Regions from separate parts of the Homo sapiens genome. Here region 2 is linked to region 1. Evidence: chromatin loops called from intact Hi-C (ENCODE). Cell type or tissue: K562. All regions are shown on one strand.

Region 1 (8,000 bases):
AATATTTCCAGATTGTCTCCTGGGACATGAGTTGGCCAATTCTTCTTTGCTTTCATTCTCAAAGAAATGCTGCAGGGCTTGAATTGGAAGAATCTTGAGTTTGGGGTTTTAACAACTTGTATGAACCTGGCAAAGTCACTTTTGGGAGCTTCAGTTTTCTCTGTAAAATAGGTGAATTAAATAATCTCCAACATTCCTTTAGGCTCTGAAGGAGACTTCGGTTAAACATACACAAAAGCAACAAAAACACAAGCAAAATAATTGTCATTACATAATTCTAGCAAATGTTTACTATGGGACTTGTAACCATAAATGGCAGAGTGAAGCAGTTGACACAAATGAATAAACAATTAGACAAAATCAGAGAGGGGAATAATAGAAACTCAGGGAGCATGTCTAACCAAAGGGGGTTGTCAATAGCCCACTCCTGCGGGCTGATGTCAGGTGAGAATATGGCCCCAGTGTCTACTCTGATTCTTTTTTTTTTTTTTCAAATGAAAGTGAAAGGCCGGACTCGGTGGCTCACGCCTGTAATCCCATTACTTTGGGAGGCTGAGGCAGGCAGATCACGAGGTCAGGAGTTTGAGACCAGCCCGCCCAACATGATGAAACCCTGTCTCTACTAAAAATACAAAAAATTAGCCAGGCGTGGTGGTGGGCACCTGTAGTCCCGGCTACTCAGGAGGCTGAGGCAGGAGAATCGTTTAAACCCATGAGGCAGAGGTTGCAGTGAGCCAAGATTGTGCCACTGCACTCCAGCCTGGACGACAGAGCTAGACTTTGTCTCAAAAACAAAAAAAGAAAAGAAAAAGAAAAAAGAAACTGAAAAACTAAATTCTGTGCACTTTGCTAATTTGTATATGTAGTCAACTGTGGTGGGCAGACCCAACAGAAGCTCCCATGATTCCTGATACGTTGTGTGACCCCCTTCCTTGGCTGTAGGATGAACTTGTGACTTGCTTCTAGCCAAGAGAATATGACCTAGAGGGAAAGTCTTTTTCTGGATGTAATTAAGATTCCAAGCCAGTTGATTCAGAGTTAATCAAAAAGCAAAGAATGATGGTGGATGAGCCAGACTCAATCAGGTGAGTGCCCTTAAAGGAGAAACTTGTCCCTCCCCGAAGTGAGATGAAGTAAGCAGCCATGGCAGAAAAGCCCACAGGACAAGCAACTGTGCCTCTAGGGCCCTTGAGCAGCTTCCGGCTAGCAAAATGTTAGAATCTTCAATCATACAACTGATAGCTGCACAAAGTGAATTTCATCCACAACCTGATTGAGGTTAGAAGTGGCTTCTTCTGGCCGGGCGCGGTGGCTCATGTCTATAAACCCAGCACTTTGGGAGGCCGAGTTGGGAGGATCACAAGGTCAAGAGATCGAGACCATCCTGGCCAACGTGGTGAAACCCTGTCTCTACTAAAAATACAAAAAATTAGCTGGGCGTGGTGGCACGCATCTGTAGTCCCAGCTACTCAGGAGGCTGAGGCAGGAGAATTTCGTGAACCCAGGAGGCAGAGGTTGCAGTGAGCCAAGATCACACCACTACATTCCAGCCTGGGCGACAGAGTGAGACTCTGTCTCAAAAAATAAAAAAAAGAAAAAAAGAAGTGGCTTCTTTCCCCTGGCGCCTCCAGATGAAAATGCAGCCTGGCCAGCCTCTTGGGTTGCAGCCTGGTAAGACCCTGAGCAGACTCGGCTAAGCCGTGCCTGGACTCTTGAGCCGTGGAAATGATGAGATAATAAATGTATATTGTTTTAAGCTGCTGAGTATGTGGTAATTGGCTACACAACAGTAGAAAACTAATACAGCAGCTTATTCAAATTTCCAAAAACTCTCTGTAGGCCCAACAAACCTGAAAAAGAGATGTGGTCCACGGGTAGCCATTGTGTGCTATGATTGCAAAGTGTCCCTAAAATGTTACGCATTGCATACAGTATTAGTCATTCAGAGATGAAAGGCAGAGTAGTGAGACAGAGAGAGAGATTTCACAATTCAAAACATTGTGATAACTGCAGGACCCTGGACTGTGGGAAGATGGACCTCAGGGAGAAACAGCTATTGGAACCTAATTGCAAACTGCATGAAAGCAGGAGCTGGCATTTTCCCATCTGATCTGGGTGCCTTTTAGAAGAACTGCCTTATCTCCAGTTTCTGTTTCTTGCCTCATCCTTATTATTTTCTTTTTCCCCATGGCTCTATCTGCACTTTGCTTTAAAATTTACTCATCAGTGATTCCCAGTTTTGTTTTTTGTTTGTTTGTTTTCTAGACAGAGCCTTGCTCTGTCGCCCAGGCTGGAGTGCAGTGGTACAATCTCAGCTCACTGCAGCTTCTGCCTCCCTGGTTCAAGGGATTCTCCCACCTCAGCCTTCCAAGTAGCTAGGACTACAGGCGTGTGCCACCACGCCTGGCTAATTTTTGTATTTTTAGTAGAGACAGGGTTTTGCCATGTTGGCCAGGCTGCTCTTGAACTCCTAACCTCAAGTGATCCATCCACCTCGGCCTCCCAAAGTGCTGGGATTATAGGTGTGAGCCACCGCACCCACTCTGGTTCTCAGTTTTCTTAAAACAGACAAAGGTATTGCCTTTGAGCCCAATGGTAAGAAAATTAGGCTTATCCCTTACCTTGTTAACTCAAGAGTATTTACACAGTCTTTCAATTTTGTTATCAACTATCCAATGTTAGAATTTTCCTAGTTCAAAGATTACAACAGGATGGGGAGAGAAGAGGTGAGGTTTGGGCAAGTAACACGTTCTTGGTGAGAGGCCATGTTCCCTAAACTTTCAGATGGCCAGCACTGATTGCATTATGACATCTGGAAAATTGGGACCAAACTTCAACAGTGTGGCTTGGAACCAGGCATGTAGATTTTCTGAGCCCTGGTAACTTTAGGCCTAATTACCCCTTGTCTGATCTCAAAAACAAAAAGCAAACTAACTGGACTCCATGTTTCTACTGATCCCTCCACAAGTACCTTCTCAGCACATCAGCTGAAGTGCTCTTCTTCAAATATAATTCAGATCATACGTATCCAGTGGTGCTCTATCATGTTCAGATTAAAATCCCAACTCCTTCCCGTGGCCTAGGTGCACTGGGCCACTACCTACTTTCTATCCTCTCCTAACACTCTCCCCTCCATCTCTCAGCTCCTGCTGTACTGCCTTTCTGCTCATGTAACATGCCACAGTCCTTCCCACCTTGAGGACTTTCGCACATAGTGTCACATCTGCCTGGGACTCCTTCCCCAGAGAGTTGATGGCCTGTTTCCTCTTTTCATTCAGGTCTTTGCTCAAGTGTCAATTCCTCAGAAAAGTCTTCCCTGACGCCTAATCCAATACCCTTTCTCAAGCCTTCTTCTCTCCACTGGCCTGTTGTGCTTTGTTTTTCCTCAGCACTTATCACAACCTGAAATCACATCATACATTCTTTTTTCCCTTTTTATTTGTTGTCTATCTCCCCTACTAGAAGATAAGCAGGAATTTCTTTTTGTCGTATTCACCAGTATCTTACCAGTACCTTGATAAGTGTCCAACATATAGTGGATGCTCAATAAGTACTTATAGAATTAACAAACGTGAGAGATAAGGAGACTGTATCAGTTAGTCATCAGGGTCTCTCTGTAGCTTCAAGTATACTGGTCCCGTCACCACATTCTAGAAACAAATATCAGCCTTGATAATGAGCCAGTATGCACTGATATGAGCATCTCAGTATAGTAAATATTTCTCAGTATGTAAATATTTCTATACCACTTGGTAAACTAGCTGCTACCCTGAATCCCCTTACCATATCTTCTGCAGCCTCTTGAACTCACCACAATCCCACAATTAAACTGTTAACCTTTGGGCAGAGCAGAGGGCCCCTTGTTTTCTGCTCCAGATTAAGGTCGATGTCCATTCCAGTTGTTCCATACCTGAGATGCATTGGTTGTTAAGTATTTTAGCTATGATTCCTGATGGTAGCTGTGCTATTGAAAGAAGATGACACATGGAGGGGCACCCAGTCACCAAACAAAGAAAGGGAGGATTGAAAAGAAATAAAAGGAAAGGAAAAAGCTTCCTGAAGCCAAGAGCAGCTATCTTTCAATGTGGTGGAATAAAACTTGCACCGTCACTCTGTTTGGGGAACAATAAATGGGAAATCTGGAAAATAAATACAAAGTACACACTTGTTTTTTGCACTACCAATACCACATGAAGAGCAGAGTAATTATGTATTCGAATATCATTGCTGGGAAAAACTCTGTGTGACCCAAAGTTCAATACTCAAACACATTGGTTCCAGGCAGGATTGCTTTTCATGGTAGTATACCCTTTCTCTTCTACTGCCTTGCTTCCAAAGGAAATTAGATACTGCTCCTATTTACCAGAATGGGAACTAATAAGGGCGTCTTCTTGATTATAGAGCTACAAGATCAGCACTTTCCCTCTTGCTCATAAGAAACCACATAAAGTAAAACAACAGAAACCTGTAAGCATGTCCCCAGCTAATCACCCTGACCCAGCAGCAACTTTCTAGAGGAAGGAAAGTGACCAGAGTGAAACAAGTTGATATCAGCACCATCTTCATTTTTTTCATGCTGCGTCTCCCGGTCTGGATAGATCCAGATGGACTCACATGGCGTCCCAGCCCCTACAATTGCTTTACCAACTTCTCCAGGGTGGTGAAGGAGGAGATTAAAAACAATTCAGTGTTCTCACCCCCCAAATCTCGTGGTCCAGAGACTAAATCTAGACTCCTACATTGTGTTCCAACTCCCCACTCCCTACCTAAGTCTCCTTTATTCACCAAACTTCTATCCAGGAGGTCAAACGGATGACCTGAGTCTCTTTGGAAGTTCTTTCCTCTCTCCAACTCACAGCATCCCTTACATTTTTTTCTATTTTAGGGCATGGTACTGAGCTTTTGCCTTGGGTCAGTGCTAAGCAAACCAACATCCATATTTATCCTTGTGAGTGAAGGCCCTATTCCAACCCCTGGATTTCATAGCTGGCATCCTATTATGTGACCTGGATTTGTCAATCCCCCTAAATGGGATAAAATCCTTAAAGTCAGAGTTCCCACAACACCACCTACAACACACCTAGACTGCCCACCACATGTGCTCTGTCATCCAGAGTGGACTTTCTGGTGTGACTCGCTGGATCTTAATTTGGCTTTTTTGTCCTTTGGAACCTGGACTTGGGACTGCCCAGCTGCCATTACCAGGATCAATCTCCCCAGCAATCTCTTAGCCCTGTCTCACCTGCCTTTTCTCAATAAATAGGTCCCAACGTGATTCTAACTTTATGAGCTCCCCAGCAGCCCCTTGCCTCTAACATCCCAACATATTTCATCTTCCAGCCCCTTTATTCTGGACCATGAAGCACTCCATCTACTTGAGTTGATAAAACACACCTTGAGGATTTTTACCAGTTGGGAGAGCCCAAAAATTACTCATAATTTTATTACTTACAACCTCATCCCTGAAAACAAAAAGGGAAGATGTGCTCTCCACACTATTAACAGACGGGCTAAGTGTCATTGTGTAGCCCAAGCAAAAGTTGTTTACCTCTTAGTGCCTCAGATTTAAGTTTTTATTTGTTTCATCTTGTTACGATAAAATGTGACTGGAGCATTCTGCTTTCACATATATTTATTTAAGAGGATTTTACTCCATTATGTAAAATAAAACAAAAAAGATCAGTTGGGGGGAAATGTAACATAAGTCCATCATTTAGTAAACTTTTCCAATTATATCTATTTGACTCTGACTTTCTGCCCAGATACGAATGGAAAGGTTTTTTGTTTGTTTGTTTTGTTTTTTGTTTTTCCATTTAAAAAGCAACTATTGGCCAGGCGCGGTGGCTTACGCCTGTAATCCCAGCACTTTGGGAGGCCAAGGCAGACAGATCACCTGAGGTCAGGAGTTCAAGACCAGCCCGGCCAACATGGTGAAACCTCGTCTCTACTAAAAATACAAAAAATTAGCCGGGCGTGGTGGCGGGTGCCTGTAATCCCAGCTACTCGGGAGGCTGAGACAGGAGAATCGCTTGAACCCAGGAAGCAGAGGTTGCAGTGAGTCGAGATTGCACCACTGCACTCCAGCCTGGGCAACAGAGAGCGAAACTCCATCTCAAAAAAAAAAAAAAAAAAAAGCAACTATCTTCCACTGAAAATAGTGCAAACCAAAAATGTATCTTTTTTTTGTTTTGTCTAGCCATATTTGCTGTCTTTATCTCACAATGACCTTTCCCCAGCATATTTTTCTGTTTCTCTTTAATTAATGCCCAGTTTCTAAAAATAAAATGGCTAGTGGATCTTTGGATAATATTATTATTTCATTGGTACATACAATCAGGAAACGTATTTCTGTTTATACTCTTAAATCAGTTGAGAGTTGTAGATGAAGCCACATTCTGTCAGCACATTTTTTTTCCCAAAACCTGGAAAATGTAACAAAATCCAAAACAGCTGTAGGAAGTAGAGTATACACTCCATTTGCACTCAGCAGGAGAACTAACAGGAGGTAACGGGATAGTTTCCACATGAAAAAGTTACAAAGAATTTAACCTGTAATGAAAACTCTGATAATCTCTAGGAATGAAAGGTGCTTGGATGATGGGTTAGGGGTTTTTCATAAGTTCAAAGATCTGGTTTTCCCTATAAATGCTATGCAGGAATCGGAGACGTCCATGTGGTCATTGTTAACGTCTGATGGCCAACAAAAGTTCAGGCTTCATCATTAAGCCATTAAACTGTGACTGTGTGTGCATTTTAAGACTATGGATTACCTGCCCAAGCCTGTGTTTTCGAAAAGCATAGAAAGCAGAATCTCATCAGCTTATCACCATCTGCTCCAAGATAGAGACTCCGGTGCGTGGGTGTCAGTTTAAAAGTAGTTTCCTCTAAGATTCATTATGTGAAGCTCCTATAGCCTAGAGCTTCTCAAACGTTGGTATGCACATGAAGAATCTCTGGACCTTGTTAAATGCAGATTCTGATTCAGCTGGCCTGGGTGGGATTGGACCTGAGATGCTACATTTCTATCAAGCTTTCAGGTGGTCTTATGCTGCTAATCCGTGGGCCACCATTGGGGTAGCAGGAGCGCAGAGGATTTCTGCCACAACACCACTATCACATCTGTGGTAGGCAGTCTCTGAAATGACTCCCAGTGATCCCACCTTCCTGATATTCAAGCCGACATGAAATCCCCTTCACTTGAGTGTAGGCTGGACCTATTAATAATGACTCACTTCTACTGAACTGAATGCGGCAAAAGCAATGGTATGTTTCTTCTGAGGTCAGGTAATAAAAAGACTGTAACTTCAGTGTAGGTGTCACTCTCTCTCTCTCGAACCCCTGCTCTCGATAAAGCAAGCAACTGTCTACGTTGTGAGTGGCCCCTGGAGGGTCCCATATGTCTCCAGCCAATAGCTAGTAAGGACCTGGGCCATATGAGCAAGTTGGGAAGTGGATCATCCACTAGTCAAGCTTTGAGATGAATACAACCTCTTCTAACACCTTGTTTGCAAGCTCAAGAGAAATCCTGAGCCAGAGGTACCCAGTAAGGCCATGCCCAAATATCTGATACAGAGAAACAGAGAATAAACATTTATTGTTTTAAGCATCTAAATATTGGAACAATCAGTTATGCAGCAATAGATACTAATACAGCATCACTCATAAAACGCTCTTTACAAAAGTTAAATTTTTAAAAATCGGTACTTAGAGAATATTTTATTAGCCATGACTAAGGGCCAAACATTTTGGATGCTCAAAATCCACACTTTTGTCACCCTGCTTCTGAGGGTATCCATGCACCACTGAGGCTGGACTCATCTTTCCTGATCGCTTTGAAATTGGGATTGAGATTTATAGACTCTCTTTACTTTGGGATTCAAATCAGTTTAGTTAGAGCTAACTCAGAGAACAATTAGTTCAGGATCCTTTTATAATGTGAAATCCTGATCTTTTGAGGATAGCTTAAACCAGAACGCAGTGTGGGATATGTGAGATATGGC
Region 2 (8,000 bases), 240 kb before region 1:
CACAGATTTATCTGGACTGAATCTCGGTTACTAGTTTTTGCTTTCAAAGACCTCCTATCTAGGGGAACATTTGAAAGGAATTTACCAAGTGCTTCCCTGCTGCATAATCTGTGTGTTCTGTGTTAACACTAACTTGCATTTTGCATGTGGAGCCAGAAGCTCTCTTCTCGGGAGCCTGGGTCATACTGCTCCTTTAAAAATGAAAGTGAGAGAGAGAGAGAGGCCACGCTGATTTTAGAATTGAGTCAGGGCTTTGTGATTTATAGAGTACGCAGGGTGAATAGGCGTGGTTTCTAGATATCCACAGGCAAGTCTTACCTTAAAAGACACAGGACTTTGCACACGCCTTACAGAACATTCAGAACAGAAGAATCAAGGCTTGTAACTGATGAGACTAATAGATAGAATATATTAAACTGAGTAGAATCTGGTGCCTAAAAATTTACATAAAAGTGGCCCAGAGAATCCACTCAGCACATGTCCTGGCCCACTCAGAAATGATGAAATACAAATATTTAAAGAAAAATCTGGATTCCTTTGTGTGTATTAAAAATCCTCTCAAATATTCTAAATGGATGAAGTTTGGTCTTGGTGAGGGATAGAGGGTCTGAGACAGTATTAGCAGTTTTATTTTTTGCCCAAGTTGTACAGTGCCTGCTTTATCCAGGTTTCTGTGGATTTTATGTTGGGGGGAAGAAAGAAGCAAAAGAGCAGTGGGCCTGGTTAATCCTTTTATCAAGGTCACTCCACCACCAGCATCTCAGAGGGATTTCCAGGCCAAAAGCAATCCTTTGTGTGTGTGTCTTACGATAGTGGCATGTCCTCAACTCCTTTGAAAGTATGAGGTCAGGAGTTCGAGACCAGCCTGGCCAACATGGTGAAACGCTGTCTCTACTAAAAATACAAAAATTAGCTGGGTGTGGTGCAGGCCTGTAATCCCAGCTACTGGGGAGGCTGAGGCAGGACAATGGCTTGAACCTAGGAGGCAGAGGTTGCAGTGAGCTGAGATCATGACACTGCACTCTAGCCTGGGCAACAGAGCAAGACTGTCTCAAAAAAAAAAAAAAAAGAAAGAAAGAAAGAAAAAAGCAAGAAAGAAAGCTAGCTGTTTCCACAGTGATCAACTCCATCAACTGTCATGGACAAGTACAAGTTGGACCTAAGCTGTGCATCGTTTTTTTTTTTTTTAAACCAGGCTTGTTTCCTGGATAATTTCCCTTAGATATATTGCTGTGTCAATTAGAAATCATATTTATTTTCACTTATGAAAAAGACGTCTGGAGATGTGCAATCTAGGGCTGCAGTCTTTCTTACCTTTCTATTTTCCCTTGTAGGGGGTGTCCTTGATTTGCATTCTTACAAGGTGGCTTCAAGAGCATAAGCTACCAAGTTAGAGGTCCAGATGGAGAGAAAGGTGAGCAGGGAGAGGAACAGGGCATGAGCCAGCCAAGTCAGCTTAAAAGCTTTCATAAAAGCCGCACCCATAGATTCCTGCTAACATCTTATGTGCCAGAACTATGCCAGTTAACCCTACCCTCCAGCAACCTGCATCGGGACTGGAAATACAGCTGTATTTTTTTTTTTTATAAACCCGAACACATTGTTTTCCAATTAGGAATTTGTTAGGGAAAAGAAGATGATGGGAGAGTCGATGAAATGGAAATTTAAAAAATCCACCTTACTATGTTATTGTGGGGATTAAATCCATGCATCAATCACTTGATAATACTCACTAATCTGGTGGCACATGAAAATAATATTTTCTTCTCTCTCCTTAGTCTTACTCACTTCTCCAGGGCCCCCTTCAGAAACTATAGCACATGGTAGAGCAATACCTTGATGCCACAATTCATTTTAAATCTATTTAACTTCATTGAATAATTTCATTTTGGGGGAAAAAGTGGATGGCATAAGAAAAAATATTCAACCAACTTCTCGTTATTGGCAGGGCATTTGAAACTAGAATTGCCATTTTACATAGAACCTGCTTGTGATACTTACAGAAGCAACTAATTTTTACTTCAGATATACCTGTTGTACAAGCTGTTAAAAAACCCATAAAAATGCTTTACAATGCTGCCTATGTTCTCTTTCTATGAAGCAGCATTCTTATTTTTGGTGCACTGTACCCAATTCTGACCACATCAGCAAAGAGAACTTATACCACTGAAAATATAGGTATATGCACACAGTTTTTGCATTATTTTAAGATCTTTATTATTAAGTAACTCACTGGGGTTGTCAAAGTATGTTATAAAATTACACAGATAATTAGAGATATATGTTACATAGAAATGCTGATTTTACACTCTCTTCTGAGTACAAGCATTTGATTACAGAGGCTCATAGCACAACAAAATGTATTTCACGGGACACTGATGCCCCTATTCTGATATTGACAAGGCAAACATCAGCGGTAGCAGAGTCAACAAAGCAAAGCAAGATGAAATGAAACTAGATGTAGGTAAAACAAGCTAAAAATATTTTTAAGTGTTTTTGTTTATTGTCATGGTGGCTGTTTTCTACTTACAAGATTGCAGTACTCTAATTTAGCCAAGTAATTGCTGCTGTAAAATCCAAATCTACAGAGCGCACAATTTTTTAAATGGAGTGTGCATTCCTCAAGCAAGACTAAAAACAATCTTACTTGGGTCTCTAATATTAAGCTTCAGAACAGTTTTGCAACTTTTGACCTGAACAAATCTCTTATCCATAAAACAAGAGGAATAAAAGATTGCATACGTGCATTTAAAAAGTAACTTTATTACTCCCAGGTCAAAAAAAAAAAAAAAAGGGAAAAGAAGGAGAAAGGGAAGGATGAGGGGGAGGAGGGAAGAAAGGAAGGAAGAACAAAAAAAGAAAAAAGAAAAGAAAAGAAACAGAAAGGCACTCTATCTACCTATACCTATATATTTTACTTGTATTTCTAATCTTGGACTATGTAATTACTTCATTCACTTGTGTGTTTTAATTTTCATGGAGAGAGAAGAGAAAGAAAGATTTTCCAGAAAAAGCAAAAACTGTGTGTGTGTGTGTCTGGGTGTGTATTTAAATAACATAAACAAATAAAAACAGTGCCACATACTTATTGCCAGTGCAGCAACAATGTAAAACAAAAACAAAACACAAATAATTCTGAATGTTCCTAATATCTCTTTGATTTATAAAGTTTAAAGTGACTCTTTACTCAGTGGATGTGGGCTTAAAGTAATCATGATTAACATTTTAACATGAAAGTAGAGTATACAACTTTATCTCATGTTCTAAAACTTAAGAAATTTCATTGTACTCAGATTATCCACTTACTGTGCATTCAAATCGCTTTAATTGAATTCTATCTCACAAAATCCTTCATTTAAATGGTTGTTCCAAGTTTAATAAAAGAGTTTCTTGCAATCCACAACTCGAGTCATTTGTATCTTGTACAGTAACCAAGACAAGAAGCATACATAACTGCTTCTGGGCACAAATAAATATCTCCCTCCCCACCCTCCCCCCAAAAAGGTTCTATCCTTTCTGTAGCAGCCAAAGTTGCAATCTTTCGGGACCAGCAAGCTAGCAACGGTTTCTCTCCAAGGGTCTGAGAATGTTTATCGCTGCTAACCATCCCCTCACCTCATCTGTATGATCCTGTCCCTTGGTCATGTCCTCGAAGAAGGTGGGACGTGAACATAGAAAGTCCCCTCCTCAGAGAACCTAGCAAGGTCGTGGTTGCCTTGTTTCTGGTCTCCATTTGTTGGAGTCTCCCAGGAACGTTAAGAGAGAAATGCTGCTTTAAATACTGTTAACTTTTCTTCTGCCTCATCGGTTAGAGAAAAAATTGCTTCTAACTCTCACTGATCACTACCTGGGCAAGTAGCAGTGGAATTGGTGGCATGGACAATTTCTTACAGCCACTCGCTATGCTCGCTGAAACCAAGACGGTCCAAGTGGCAAACCTAGTGACTTGAACTGGTGAGCTGATTTCACAGTTACATTTCTCAACGTTACAGCTTACTGAATGCATCTTTTGCATATCTTGGTTAGATATGATACTTTTTATGGTAAATCTTCATTGTATTATCAATGTTGACATGTTTAAAAATGTATTATTTATGCTGTCTTACTTGTCTATTTTTATTTTTATTTATTCCAGCCTCCTTCCTGCCTTCATTCCCCGTTTTTGAATACTACACCTCCAACTGAAGATACAAGCATGTAAGATAATAAAAAAGATAAATTTTAATCAATTAGGCTTAATAGCATTCTTAATACAAAATTGGCGAACAAGAAAAATTTTAATAACTGAGAACTATGGAATTTTTAGATTATCTTTTACCAAGTTTAACTTACTCTACTTACCCAGCATCATCATAAAACATAGCCATAACACTTTCAAAAAAGCCACGTTTACAACGACTTGATTGGCTGAAAGATAAAATGATTCAGTGGTAGCCCTCATAATTGCAATTTAGGACTACATTTGGGATTCTACAGAGATTCTGTTTAAAGTCAGGAGAGCTTTCTGATAAGGTGTTTCCCTATATTCATGTGTGGCGGAAGTGGTGGTCTCCTCAGGGTTTTCACAGCTGCTGACAATGGCAACTGCACTAAATGACCTTCGTCTCGCCTTGGTGTCCGACGTGCAGGATTCTCGAACTGGTGGTGCTTTTTCTATGTGGAGCTGCTGGTCTTTCCAGTCCAATTGCTTGGCACTGCAAAAGGGGGCATATACTTCCACACTTCCTTCAAACTGTAAGCAGTTCACTTTGTAATACTTCCTCTTAACTTCCAAGACATCATTAAACCTATGGCCCCAGAGAATTTCTCGGGGAACATAGGAGCTTCTAGATTGGTGAGATGTTCCAGTGGAATCACCAGTATAGATAAATGTCACCAAAATCTCAAAGTTATCTTTGGCTACTGCTTTGCGGTCAAGGGCATACAGAGGGCTCTCATGGTCAATTTCATGGACAATAGTTACCGGGGTGACCAGGATGATTTGGTCGTTGACTAATTTGAGGTCTTTAAATGCCATCGTCATCCTCCCTTCACTGTCTTCTGTATAGCGGAGAAGTTGGGCTCTAACTGTTCCTTCTACCACGTGGTTTGGCCGAAAATCACCAATGCGCCACATGAGGCAAAGCTTCCCATCTCTCATACCTATAAGTGCAAAGTAGCTGAAACGAATGGTTTGGGCTCTCTTTCGAGCAGTTGCCATTTTGGCCAAGGCAGCTCCAATGATAAAGGTATTTATGATGCAACTTAAGATGGACTGGAGGATCACCATGAGCACGGCCACAGAACATTCTTCAGTAACACAGCGATAACCATATCCTATGGTGGTTTGGGTCTCTAGGGAGAACAAAAAGGCCCCTGTGAAAGAATGGACGTTGTCAACACAAGGTGTGATGTCTGGATCATTTAATAGATCGCCATGATGAAAGGCTATGAGCCAAAAGACAGAGCCAAATATCAACCACGAGAGAATATAAGATAAAGAAAATATCACAAACATATGGCGCCACTTGGTGTCCACAAGAGTGGTGAAGATGTCAACCACATAGCTTCCCCATTCTCCAAAAATGTGCTTGAAGTAGACATTACAGCTGCCATCTTTGTGAAGTAATCGTCTTCTTGCTCTTCTCTTCTCAGCTATAATGTGCTCTGGCGGGTAGCCTGGGTATTTTGCGTCCGCATTGATAATATGATAGCTGCTGCCGTAATAGCTCATTCTTTGCTGTGCCCTTAGGGATCCAGGTGAGTTTTGTAGTAGTAAGAATTCTAGACTTGTTGCTATTTCTTGGTTTGGGTTTTCAGTTAGAACCTAAAAAACAACAACAACAAAAACACACTTTTTAGCTTTCAATGTCCATCTTTATAGCAATTTGCCAAATTTGGAGCAGTGTCATACCATCTAAAATAGCTACGACTTCATCTGAACATTAGGTGCACAGTATTGATTACTCATTTCAGTTTAGAATTTAACCAGTCATTATAGAGGCAAAATATGCAATTAGAGAAAATAACATTTTTATATATGAATAAGGCTTGGGTAAACACTGTGATTATCCCAAATGATGCCTCACTAACTTTTCTGACCTGATATAAAAAAAAATCTGCTTTATTTTTGTAAACTATTCTTGCATGAGGGCATTTAGAAAACAAAGTAATTGCTAATATGAAAAGGCAAAATTCAATTCAGATATGTGTCTAGCAGTCATAAGCTTCCTAACTGTTTAAATCAGGTTTTTCCTTAAAAGAAGGATGCAATAAAGAGTTTCTACTTTCATATCATAATGTAACTTTCATAATTGTTAGTGTAATAGGTAATCCCTCACCTTCAGCACCTGGTGCTTGCTCTCTCTTCCACGGAGGCTTTTCTTCCTTGTATACTTCCCAGGACAAACAGAACTGACAGGAGTACTACTTCACATTAAACTCATTTCCCCCTAACTCCACCTTTAGTCTTGAAAGAAAAGAAAAAAAAATGCATCTTTCTTAACCTCAGTGGACCTAAAACTACTCCCAGGTAAGCTTTCAGAAAGGTGTAAAATTGCCTCTGTCTTTGTCTCATAACATTCATCCTTTTTTTTTTCTTTTCTTTCTTTCTTTTTTTTTTTTTTTGACACTGGCAGCTCTTCTCTTTCCCTCTGAATAGAGTCCCAAAAATTTGCCAAAGTTGCTAATCTCGTTTCCCTCTTAAAGGGAGCACGCTACAATTGAACCCTTCTCTCCGGCTTTTCAGTGTTTTCCTGATACTTTCACGGACATCCTTAGGCAAAATAATTTTTCTCCCTCCAAATTCAGTCTTGAAAACATCAAGGCAGAACATGCAGCTCTTACCATTTTTAGCATCCATGGTATAATAGGCCAAAGGATTTCCCAGCTCAAGTCAAAGTGAAATTTAAAACTGCAACATCAAAATCATCTTGAGTTACTCCTGTGCAAAACAAACAAAAATAAAAGTATTGTAGCCAATTTTAACAGCTTAGTAACTATTAGAATATGTGTTTTTCACAGTCTACCTGTGCTAGATGGGATGAAGGGATTATAACGGGGGACTTTAGGGAATCCTGCCTCTCTATTACATAGAAAATGCAGTATGAATAAATACTATTCCTGACATAAAGACCCCTTGGAACTAACCAGGGAAATTCATCACTAAATATGTGTTCAGCACCTTCTCTGCTGCAAAAGGACAGAAAGAGTTAACTTCCCTCCAGTGAAAAAGAATCAATTTTCTTTTCCTCCAGGGATCAGGCCCACTTTACAATAAACTCTTTGTTTAATGCACCACTTACAAGGATGGACTCCACTTAAAGCCACAAACTCCCGTAAGGCATGTATGGGTTTATCTCTGTCCTCTATCTGCCTGCACTTCACTCACCCATCATCCAGATCAGTTTTGATCTGTTACATCCTCTCGTTTGTCAGCACTTCAACCCAATTTGGGGGGATCCAATTGTATAATTTCAAGATGTGACCTAGGGCTGCGAAAATGCTTACTGGAAGGTCCAATGTAAAATATTTTCACAAATTTTGTCCACAATAGCCACCATGCTTTGGAGGTTTCTATCTGTCTGACTTGTCATTGAACAATATTTTACAAACAGAAGAAGCTGCTGTAGGATTCTCAGTGTCCACCCTCTCAACTGGTCATAGGAGGCATGAGAATGGGATGAAGTATAATCAAAGGTCCATATGATTTCAAATTAAAAAGCAGATATAGAGATACAATTATTTTCTTGTTAAATGTGTCCAACCTAGTTCCTTCAAGGGAACTACACACACGGTGGGAGTCTGAGAGTTAGAAAACACTGTTCATAAATCGAGAGCTACTGTGTGACTCTGCTCTTTTCTTCTGCCAAAAAATAAATAAATAAATAAATAAATAAATAAATAAATAAATAAATAAATGAAAGGTTTTATTTGAAATGGCATTCAGTTGGCATCATTTTGAATTCCAGGGGTACCAGCAACTGCTATACACAAGCCTCTTTCAAAACACCTTCCAAAGT

What was found. Peaks named below come from ENCODE experiments on the same cell type or tissue, not always from the same donor. Only the 100,000 strongest peaks of a DNase experiment are listed, where the experiment ranks them.
Region 2: a loop joins it to region 1, with 2.4 times the contacts of the local background. A loop is called at or near these places in 3 of 110 quality-filtered maps.

What each region holds. Positions count from the first base shown.
Region 1 is chr17:69,890,811-69,898,810 of GRCh38, reverse strand. All of the region lies in intron 4 of LINC01483 (long intergenic non-protein coding RNA 1483), which reads right to left. Among named protein-coding and RNA genes, the nearest start is that of LINC01497, 67 kb to the left of the region's middle. In K562, no CTCF peak of the experiment used is centred here; a DNase peak (open chromatin) is centred at 4,510.
Region 2 is chr17:70,129,801-70,137,800 of GRCh38, reverse strand. KCNJ16 (potassium inwardly rectifying channel subfamily J member 16) reads right to left here. Exons shown (of 4, transcript NM_170741.4): 3 at 6,826-6,922; 4 at 2,193-5,806. The coding sequence starts at 5,713. The coding sequence ends at 4,457. Among named protein-coding and RNA genes, the nearest start is that of KCNJ2-AS1, 36 kb to the left of the region's middle. In K562, no CTCF peak of the experiment used is centred here; a DNase peak (open chromatin) is centred at 3,560; H3K4me3 peaks cover 367 bases.